2 separate regions of the Homo sapiens genome follow, and region 2 is linked to region 1. Evidence: chromatin contacts called from ENCODE Hi-C or POLR2A ChIA-PET data. All regions are on one chromosome and are shown on one strand. Each heading gives the region's core, a stretch centred on a gene start or an enhancer-like site at or near the end of the contact. The rest is flanking DNA. Distances are from core to core; before and after follow the strand shown.

Evidence for each region. Hi-C counts contacts between places; a loop is a spot of excess contacts on that map. ChIA-PET counts read pairs that join two places held with the same protein, here RNA polymerase II (POLR2A). Pooled maps may share reads with other maps.
Region 2: a map with no recorded cell type shows a loop between it and region 1 (8-fold over the local background). The contact joins two enhancer-like sites. A Hi-C loop is called at or near these places in 1 of 37 single-sample maps with no recorded cell type and 2 of 50 pooled maps. POLR2A ChIA-PET finds 5 or more read pairs at or near these places in 9 of 52 experiments (A673, AG04450, B cell and 6 more).

Annotation. Positions count from the first base shown.
Region 1 is chr15:52,225,183-52,229,281 of GRCh38, forward strand. It overlaps MYO5C (myosin VC), which reads right to left. Exons shown (of 41, transcript NM_018728.4): 25 at 3,951-4,099; 26 at 257-350. It overlaps LOC105370820 (a long non-coding RNA gene), which reads left to right. Exons shown (of 4, transcript XR_007064638.1): 2 at 27-376; 3 at 1,316-1,434. Among named protein-coding and RNA genes, the nearest start is that of GNB5, 36 kb to the left of the region's middle. RefSeq lists a silencer at 3,840-4,014. Within about 2 kb of position 2,394, at least 5 of the 41 ENCODE cell types and tissues checked have a DNase peak (open chromatin) inside an H3K27ac peak, as active enhancers do; they include B cell, where a contact is called at or near this core.
Region 2 is chr15:51,934,077-51,938,175 of GRCh38, forward strand. It overlaps LOC112268148 (a long non-coding RNA gene), which reads left to right. Exons shown (of 3, transcript XR_007064635.1): 2 at 174-278. It overlaps LEO1 (LEO1 component of Paf1/RNA polymerase II complex), which reads right to left. Exons shown (of 12, transcript NM_138792.4): 12 at 3,949-4,099. The coding sequence ends at 4,080. Among named protein-coding and RNA genes, the nearest start is that of LEO1, 36 kb to the right of the region's middle. RefSeq lists enhancers at 1,430-1,479, 1,700-1,919. Within about 2 kb of position 1,760, at least 3 of the 41 ENCODE cell types and tissues checked have a DNase peak (open chromatin) inside an H3K27ac peak, as active enhancers do; they include B cell, where a contact is called at or near this core.

The DNA.
Region 1 (4,099 bases), core at 1,144-3,643:
TTTATCTTTTCCCATTCCCTTTCCAGGGCCCAGTTTTCTAGCTTCACAGTCTCCAGCTAAATAACTCACCAGCTATCCAATCAACCAACTAACCAATCTTCCAGGTATTCAACCAACTAGCTATTCAACCTATCAACTAAGCAATCTACCATATGTCCAACCAAATTCATACCAAAGGACACGTTTCCTTAGCAGCGACACAGCTATGATAAATTCAGTCTGCACCCATGGACTAAGAGACTCATATTTTTATTACCTCTCATTTCCCGTTTTTGTGACTGCACATGTTTCTCCACATCTATCTTCTGTGCCTGAAGTAGTTCTATCTCTTTTTCGAACTCAGAGATTGTCTGAATCACAGCAATGACGGAATCAGGTAAAGAAAAAACAACGATTATGCTTTATATAAGACAAAGGGAACACAATTACAGCGTTGCGTGTCTATGCAAGACATCCTCACTGCAGTTTCTTTCTTAGCTAAAATCTTGTTAAACCATCACTGCCTACACAGCTTGGCCTTGAAGCATGCTTAACTACTCAAAATGCCAGATCTAATGGGTTGTATCAGTAGAATTAACTTCCCTGGGCCAGGCATGGTGGCTCACACCTGTAATCCCAGCACTTTGGGAGGCTGAGGCAGGTGGATCACCTGAGTTCAGGAGTTTGAGACCAGCCTGACCAACATGGTAAAATCCCATCTCTACTAAAAATACAAAAATTAGCCAGGCATGGTGGCAGACGCCTGTAATCCTAGCTACTTGGGAGGCTGAGGCAGGAGAATCGCTTGAACCCGGGAGGCAGAGGTTTTAGTGAGCTGAGACTGCACCATTGCACTCCAGCCTGGGGAACAAGAGCAAAACTCCACCTCGAAAAAAAAAAAAATTAACTTCCCTGTTACATAAAGAAAAAAAAATACCTACTATAAGCTTGGGGTGGGGTGGGACAGGGGGAAGACTGAGAAAGGTAAAATCACGGGCTAAAATTCTCTTTTAATGGATAATAAAATATTGAGTGCAAGGACATGGGCAAAGTTGCCACCTTCATAACTGTGGGTTTTGGCTTCAGCTCAGCTTAGATGTGGAGCAGTGGCAGAGACTGGTGAGTCCAGGAGGTCTGGGAGTTAGCTGGCTGTTGGGAAGGAGGTGGCCTGGGCAGCTCTGGTTGTGGGGAAGAGGCAGTATTCTGCCTTTATTCTCCCTTGTGAGCTCAGCTTGAATAAGAATCACAGGTCTGTGCTTTTGCTTTGTATCTGAGGGAGATATAAGGACTTTCAGGGACAGCAGAGGTGAATAAACTCTCCTTGATATTTTTTCAGTTACCCTGAGTATTTAAGGGCTCCAGCCCCTGTTTCTACAGAGAGTAAGCAGGAGAATCAAACTGATATGTGCTGAGCACTTTACCTAGAAGACCTAATCCTCCTAACAGGCCTATGAGGTAAGTAGAGTGATCTTTTCTCAATTAGCAAACAGCAGCTACATTTAACTGAAGGCTGACTGGCACGTTCAGGGTCACATGCCAGGTTTATGGGGGACTCAGGACTATCCAAATCCTGAAGGCCATGCTTTTCTTTGTAATGTTTCAGTAAATGTTCCAAGTCAGATTTGCATTTACTTAGGCTTTTAAGACTGACTATAACACATATAACTTGATGATCATGAGTTATTTTCTTTGAAAACCAGAGTAGGCTGGGCACGGTGGCTCACGCCTGTAATCTCAGCACTTTGGGAGGCTAGTGCGGGTGGATCACCTGAGGTCAGGACTTCAGGACCAGCCTGGCCAACATGGTGAAACCCTGTCTCTACTAAAAATACAAAAAAAAATTAGCCAGGTGTGGTGGCAGATGCCTGTAATCCCAGCTACCTGGGAGGCTGAGGCATGAGAATCGCTTGAACCTGGGAGGCAGGTTGCAGTGAGCCAAGATGGTGCCATTGCACTCCAGCCTGGGTGACAAGAGCAAAACTCTGTCTCAAAAAAAACCCAAAAAACAAAACACAAAAACCCAGAGTAATTTTTTTTTTTTTTTTTTTGTTGAGACGGAGTCTCACTCTGTCACCCAGGCTGGAGTTCAGTGGTGCAATCTCGGCTCACTGCAACCTCCACCTCCCAGGTTCAAGCGACCCTCCTGCCTCAGCCTCCCGAGTAGCTGGGACTACAGGTGTGTGCTACCTCGCCCGGCTAATTTTTTTTTTTTTTTCTAGTAGAGATGGGGTTTCACCGTGTTAACTAGGATGGTCTTGATCTCCTGACCTCGTGATCCGCCCACCTCAGTCTCCCAAAGTGCTGGGATTACAGGCCTGAGCCACCGTGCCCAGCCCCAAGTAATCTTAATGGATCACATTGGAGAGTGAACCAGTCTTAGCTACCAAAGAGGAAGTGAGTGACACCTACTGGTACCTCTCTGCAAGCGCAGTCTCACAAGTTCCTACATTTAAGATACAGACCTCAGACCTCAGCCAGATGACAGGACTCCCACAGACTGACTGACATCAGGCTCATGTGGCTGCTAAGAGTGAAGCAGTCACAGGAATGAAAGTGACCCTTCCTGATCATGTGGTCTGACCTCCTACTTTTAAACAATAGGGGACGGGGCCCAGAAAAGACAGACACTTCAGTTGTGGAATTCAGTGGCCACCCGGATGCAATTCCAAAAGCTCTTCTAAACCACGCATGGCTAGTTCATGACAATTACAGAGACTATTTCCATAATCCTACAAATACTCTACTAATATGTATTTCACATATTTAGTAGAAGCTTAAAAGCTTTCCAACTTAATGATGAAATGTCTTACATTTAAGAACGTAGGTACACTCAGGTTTAACTTTTCTGGTAGGGAAACAATTCACTTAAGCCTTGATTGTCCAAGCATGGATCATTACTTCATCCATTCATTCATTTTTCTCTAGAGCATTTTATTAAATTGCCCAGGAATATTTATATATTTTTAATGATAGATACAGGTAACAATTTTTTTTTTTTTTGAGACGGAGTCTCGGTCTGTCACCCAGGCTGGAGTGCAGTGGCGCGATCTCGGCTCACTGCAACCTCCGCCTCCCAGGTTCAAGCAATTCTCCTGCCTCAGCCTCCTGAGTAGCTGGGATTACAGGCACCTGCCACCACGCCCAGCCAATTTTTGTATTTTTAGTAGAGACAGGGTTTCACCATGTTGGTCAGGCTGGTCTAGAACCCCTGACCTCATGATCCACCTGCCTTGGCCTCCCAAAGTGCTGGGATTACAGGCCTGAGCCACCGTGCCCGGCAGGTAACAATATTTTTATATATCATTATGCAGTTTTAAAAATTCTATGTGATTTTTCCTTCTCAGCTTTATAAAAATTTACTTAAAAATTTCTACCATTGAAAATTTATAGCTTTATTGATGTTATAATTTATGAATATATTGTGGAATAATTCAAGCTGATTAACATGTTATCACCTCAAATACTTGTCATTTTTTGTGGTGAGAACATTTAAGATTTACTCATAGCAATTTTGAATGTACAATATGCTCTTATTAACTACATTCACCACACTGTGCATTGGATAATTGTTTTAGTAAATTTTCTAATAACAGTTTAAATGAAAGATTTTGATAATAAGGTAACTTAACTTTAATGCAGGTGTTTATAGATTTATAGTGATGGATTATATAATAAGGATTCACCTCAATTTACAGTCTAATTTGGGAGTATTCTCTACATCGACATATTTAAATAACTTTACATAAATGTAATTTCAAAAAAGTTAGAAAGTTGACTTTTAAAATATGGAATACAATGATTGCTAAATCAAAGGCAGCCTGGAGGTGCACAGTTGGAAGGACTGAAGGAATCAGGCTCCAGTTGCCTGTGGCCTTTACACAGATGCTTTTAGCTGTCTAATCTGTGGGAACTTGGAATTGCAATCAAATGACGTAACCAGAGGGCGGGGCTGAACGTGAGAGCCGCTCTACCTTGACCTGCTTGCTCAGGCGGGCCACTTCCGCCTTCAAGCCATCAGAAGTGACGTGCTCCCCCTCCACCAGGTGTTGGAGTTGCATCTTCTCATCCTTGAGAGCTTTAATTTCTTCTTTCAAAGACTGAATCTGCTTCTCATAGTCTT
Region 2 (4,099 bases), core at 510-3,009, 290 kb before region 1:
GCACCTTATCCTTCATTTTGGAGGGGCTATCCAGACATGCTCCAGACCATTAGTCCCCCAGAAACTTCACTGAGGTGGCATGCCCCTAAATTTTGATGGGGATTATCTCCCACTCTCTGGTTTGCACGCTGATTACTAAGGCATCTAAAGTACAGTTATTTCCTACTCATCAGATCAGATACCATCAGCATAATGTCATCAATGCAGTGGACCAGTGTGACATGGGGAACATAAAGATGGTCACGATTTTTGCAGACTCCATATGCAAAGTATTATAGGTAAGTCCATGTAGCTGTGAGGCAAGACTGTTGCCTCAGACCAAAGGGGCTTCATTGGTCTAATAAGGGGTACCATTGGTCTAATGAGGGGTGCCATTGGTCTAAAAAGTAAAAGCAAACTGTTTCTATTTGTCATTACATATTAATATGGAGGGGAAAAAAGCATTTGCCCAGGCTGGTCTTGAACTCCTGACCTCAGGTGATCCACCCACCTCGGCCTCCCAAAGTGCTGGGATTATAGGCGTGAGCCACCACACCTGGCCCTGCCTACAGCTTTTGAAGGATACATGTCCTCCTCTGCTTAATATATTTCTCACAATTCTAGTGACCCAGCCTGGGTGAGAGTGAGACTGTCTCAAAAAAAAAAAAAAAAAAAAAGCAGCCGCTAGTATAGTCATTATTTGATTCGGTGTAAGATAACCAGTCATTTCCAAGATCAATCTGCCAATAGGCCATACAGGTGAGCTAAATTAGGGATGTGGCCGGGTGCAGCGGCTCATGCCTGTAATCCCAGCACTTTGGGAGGCTGAGGCAGGCAAATCATCTGAGGTCAGGAGTTCTAGAGCAGCTTGGCCAACATGGTGAAACCCTCCCTCTACTAAAAATATAAAAAAACTAGCCAGGCATGGTAGCCTGTGTCTGTAATCCCAGCTACTCGGGAAGCTGAGCCAGGAGAATCACTTGAACCTGGGAGGCGGAAGTTGCAGTGGGCTGAGGTCGCACCACTGCACTCCAGGCTGGGCAATGGAGTGAGACTCCGTCTCAAAAATAAGTAAATAAGGAGCGAGACTCTGTCTCATAAATAAAGAAATAAAATAATGAATAAATAAATGGGGGATATAAGAGGTCTCATCACCTCTGCTTCTTTCAAGTCTTTGATGGTATCATTCATCTTTGCAATTCCCCCAAGCATGCAGTGTTGTTTTTGCTTTATTATCCTGGTGAGAAAAATAAGTTCCAGGGGCTTCCACTTGGTCCTTTCTACTTTAATGGTGCTTCATGGATCAGAAGACAATGTGGGGAATCTCTCAGTTGACAAAATATATCTACTCCAATCATGTATTTAAGAACTGGGGAAACAACCACAAGGTGGGTCAGTAAATCTGGAGGGCATACTGTGAGTTGAACTTGGGCTAAAACTCCATCTATCACCTGACCACTGTCAGTCTCCACTTTGTATTTAGTGGAGTGTTTTAGGTTCTAGGAGTGAGCATCAACTGAGCCAGCATCTAGTAATCCCCCAGTTCTGGGTATTTCCTTTCCCCAGTTTGTAGTCTACTCTAGTAAATGAGATAATCTGACTCATTGTGATACCAGTGGACACCATGGGCTACCAGCATCCCTTCTCATTGGTGGGGAGCTCAGAACTGCACTCAAACCCACACCAACTCCTAAACTCCATCTTTGAGGATTCGTTTCCTTGACCACCTAGTCAGGTTCTAGTCAGGAAACAGAAAACACACCAGTTATCTGTACAGATAGAATATTTTAAAGTTCAATTCGGTTTAAAGTTGTGGACTAGGTTATTGAAAGTATAAAAAGAGGAACTCTAAGAGTTCACAGAGATAGCATATGCAAAGAACAGCTTCCACCTGTGGGGCTGAGGGAACATAGGGACGAGGGGGGATTATAAAAACTTAAACACTTACATAAAGGGCCCCCTGGAGCTTAACTCATACCTGAGGAAAAGCTGCTGCCCAGCTGGTCCGGATGTCTCTCAGGGGAGAAAATGAAGCCGGGTCTCCAAGTGCTGGCAAAACTGCAAACTGGACTCTGCAGCTGCAGAAAGGCTCTGCCTCTGCTGAGGTGAAGAAGTGTTGGTGGGTCCTCTCACAGAAAATGGCAAGTCAACAGGAAGCCCCCCAGAAAGTTCCATAAGCAAACAGGAAGGAGCAATCCCTTCTTAGTTCTCCAGGCTTCCAGTCTTCCTTTGGCGCCCCCTAATAGGGGGCAGCTGGTGAAGCTCAAATCTGGTTTGTGGACTCCTGGCCCCAGCACCACCATGCCAGGTACAGAAGAGTAGGTTTGGAGACGAGACAAGAGCTTAACAACTGACACAGGTGTCTACTGGTAAAATGTTTAACACAAACACACAAAACTGTGTTGCCTTGGAGAGACTGGAGTCAGAATGAAGGCTCTTAAAAACCAGGTAGAGGAGTTTCCATTTGATTAGCCAGGAAATAGCTGGCACTGAAGATTTCTGAGTTAGGAAAGTGACATGATGATGACTTAGGCCTCCCTTCTCTTGATGTCACTTTTCTTTCTCTATAACCAGGCTTCAGGATAAGCCTCCCACAACTACCACTCCCAGTTTGGACTAATAGCACCAGGAAGAAAGAAGAGTAAAAGTAGAGGCTGTCAGTAAGGACAAGATTAGTGTATGCAGAAGAGCTCCACAGAGAAGGCAAATATGTGTGTGGTGGATTTCAAACGTACCTGCAAATCCTTTGCCATTCTTCCCATCAAGAGGAATCAAATTCCCGTCCCTTTGTATTTTTTGTTTTTTAAGACAGAGTCTCACTCTTGTCACCCAGGCTGGAGTGCAGTGGCAGGATCTCAGCTCACTGCAACCTCCGCCTCCCAGATTCAAACAATTCTCCTGCCTCAGCCTCCCGAGTAGCTAGGATTACAGCCACGCGCCACCATGCCCGGCTAATTTTGTATTTTTAGTAGAGACAGGGTTTCACCGTGTTAGCCAGGATGGTCTCGATCTCCTGACCTCAGGTGATGTCCACCTTGGCATCCCAAAGTGCTAGGATTACAGGCATGAGCCGCTGCGCCCGGCCCAGATCCCATCTTTATTTAAAATTTTGACATTTTGTTCATTATGGATTTTTTGACATTAATTTTGAATACAATATTTTAACAATTATATTACAACAATATCATCGTTATCATTGTGGATCAAATAGTGACCTACCCCCCCACCCCCCGCCGAATCCATGTCTACCCACAACTTCAGTATGTGACCTTATATGGAAACAGAGAATTTTGCACATGTAATTAGTTAAAATGATATCACACCAGATTAGAGTTAAATCCAATGAATAGTGTCCTTACAAACAGAGGGAGATCTGGAGATACTGAGACCCGGAACAGAGACACAAGGAAGGTCATGTGAAGACAGAGGCAGAGACTGAAGTCATACTGTCAAAAGCCACAGATCACCAGGAACTACCAGAAACTGAGAGGCAAGGAAGGATCCCTGTCAAGAATCTTCAGAGGCAGCATGGCCGTCCCACACCTTGATTTTGGACTCCAAGTCTCCAGAATTGTGAGAGAATCTCAGCCTGGCCCAGAAGGCTTCTTTGTGGGGAATGAGAGGAAGGGGGTTGAGAGAGCAGCAGGAATTCACTGAGACCTAAGACTTTGTTTGTTTAAAGCATTAACAAAATCAGTTCGCTTTGGGAAAAGTAGATTTTTTTTTTTTTTTGAGACAGAGTCTTGCTCTGTCGCCAGGCTGGAGTGCAGTGGCGCGATCTCGGCTAACTGCAACCTCTGCCTCCTGGGTTCAACCAATTCCCCCGCCTCAGCCTCCCGAGTAGCTGCGACTACAGGCACCCGCCACCACGACCTTGTGATCCACCTGCCTCGGCCTCCCGAAGTGCTGGGATTACAGGCATGAGCCACCGCGCCTGGCCGGAAAAGTAGATTTCTTAAACATAGAGACTTGCTTTTAAATTGTTTTATTACAATTAAAATTACACAAAAGCAAATCGATTCATTTCAATCAAAATAACTCATGTTTACATATTTATAACTGTACAATAAAATATATAAAATGTTTTCATATTTCATACTTCAATCATCATCTTCTTCCT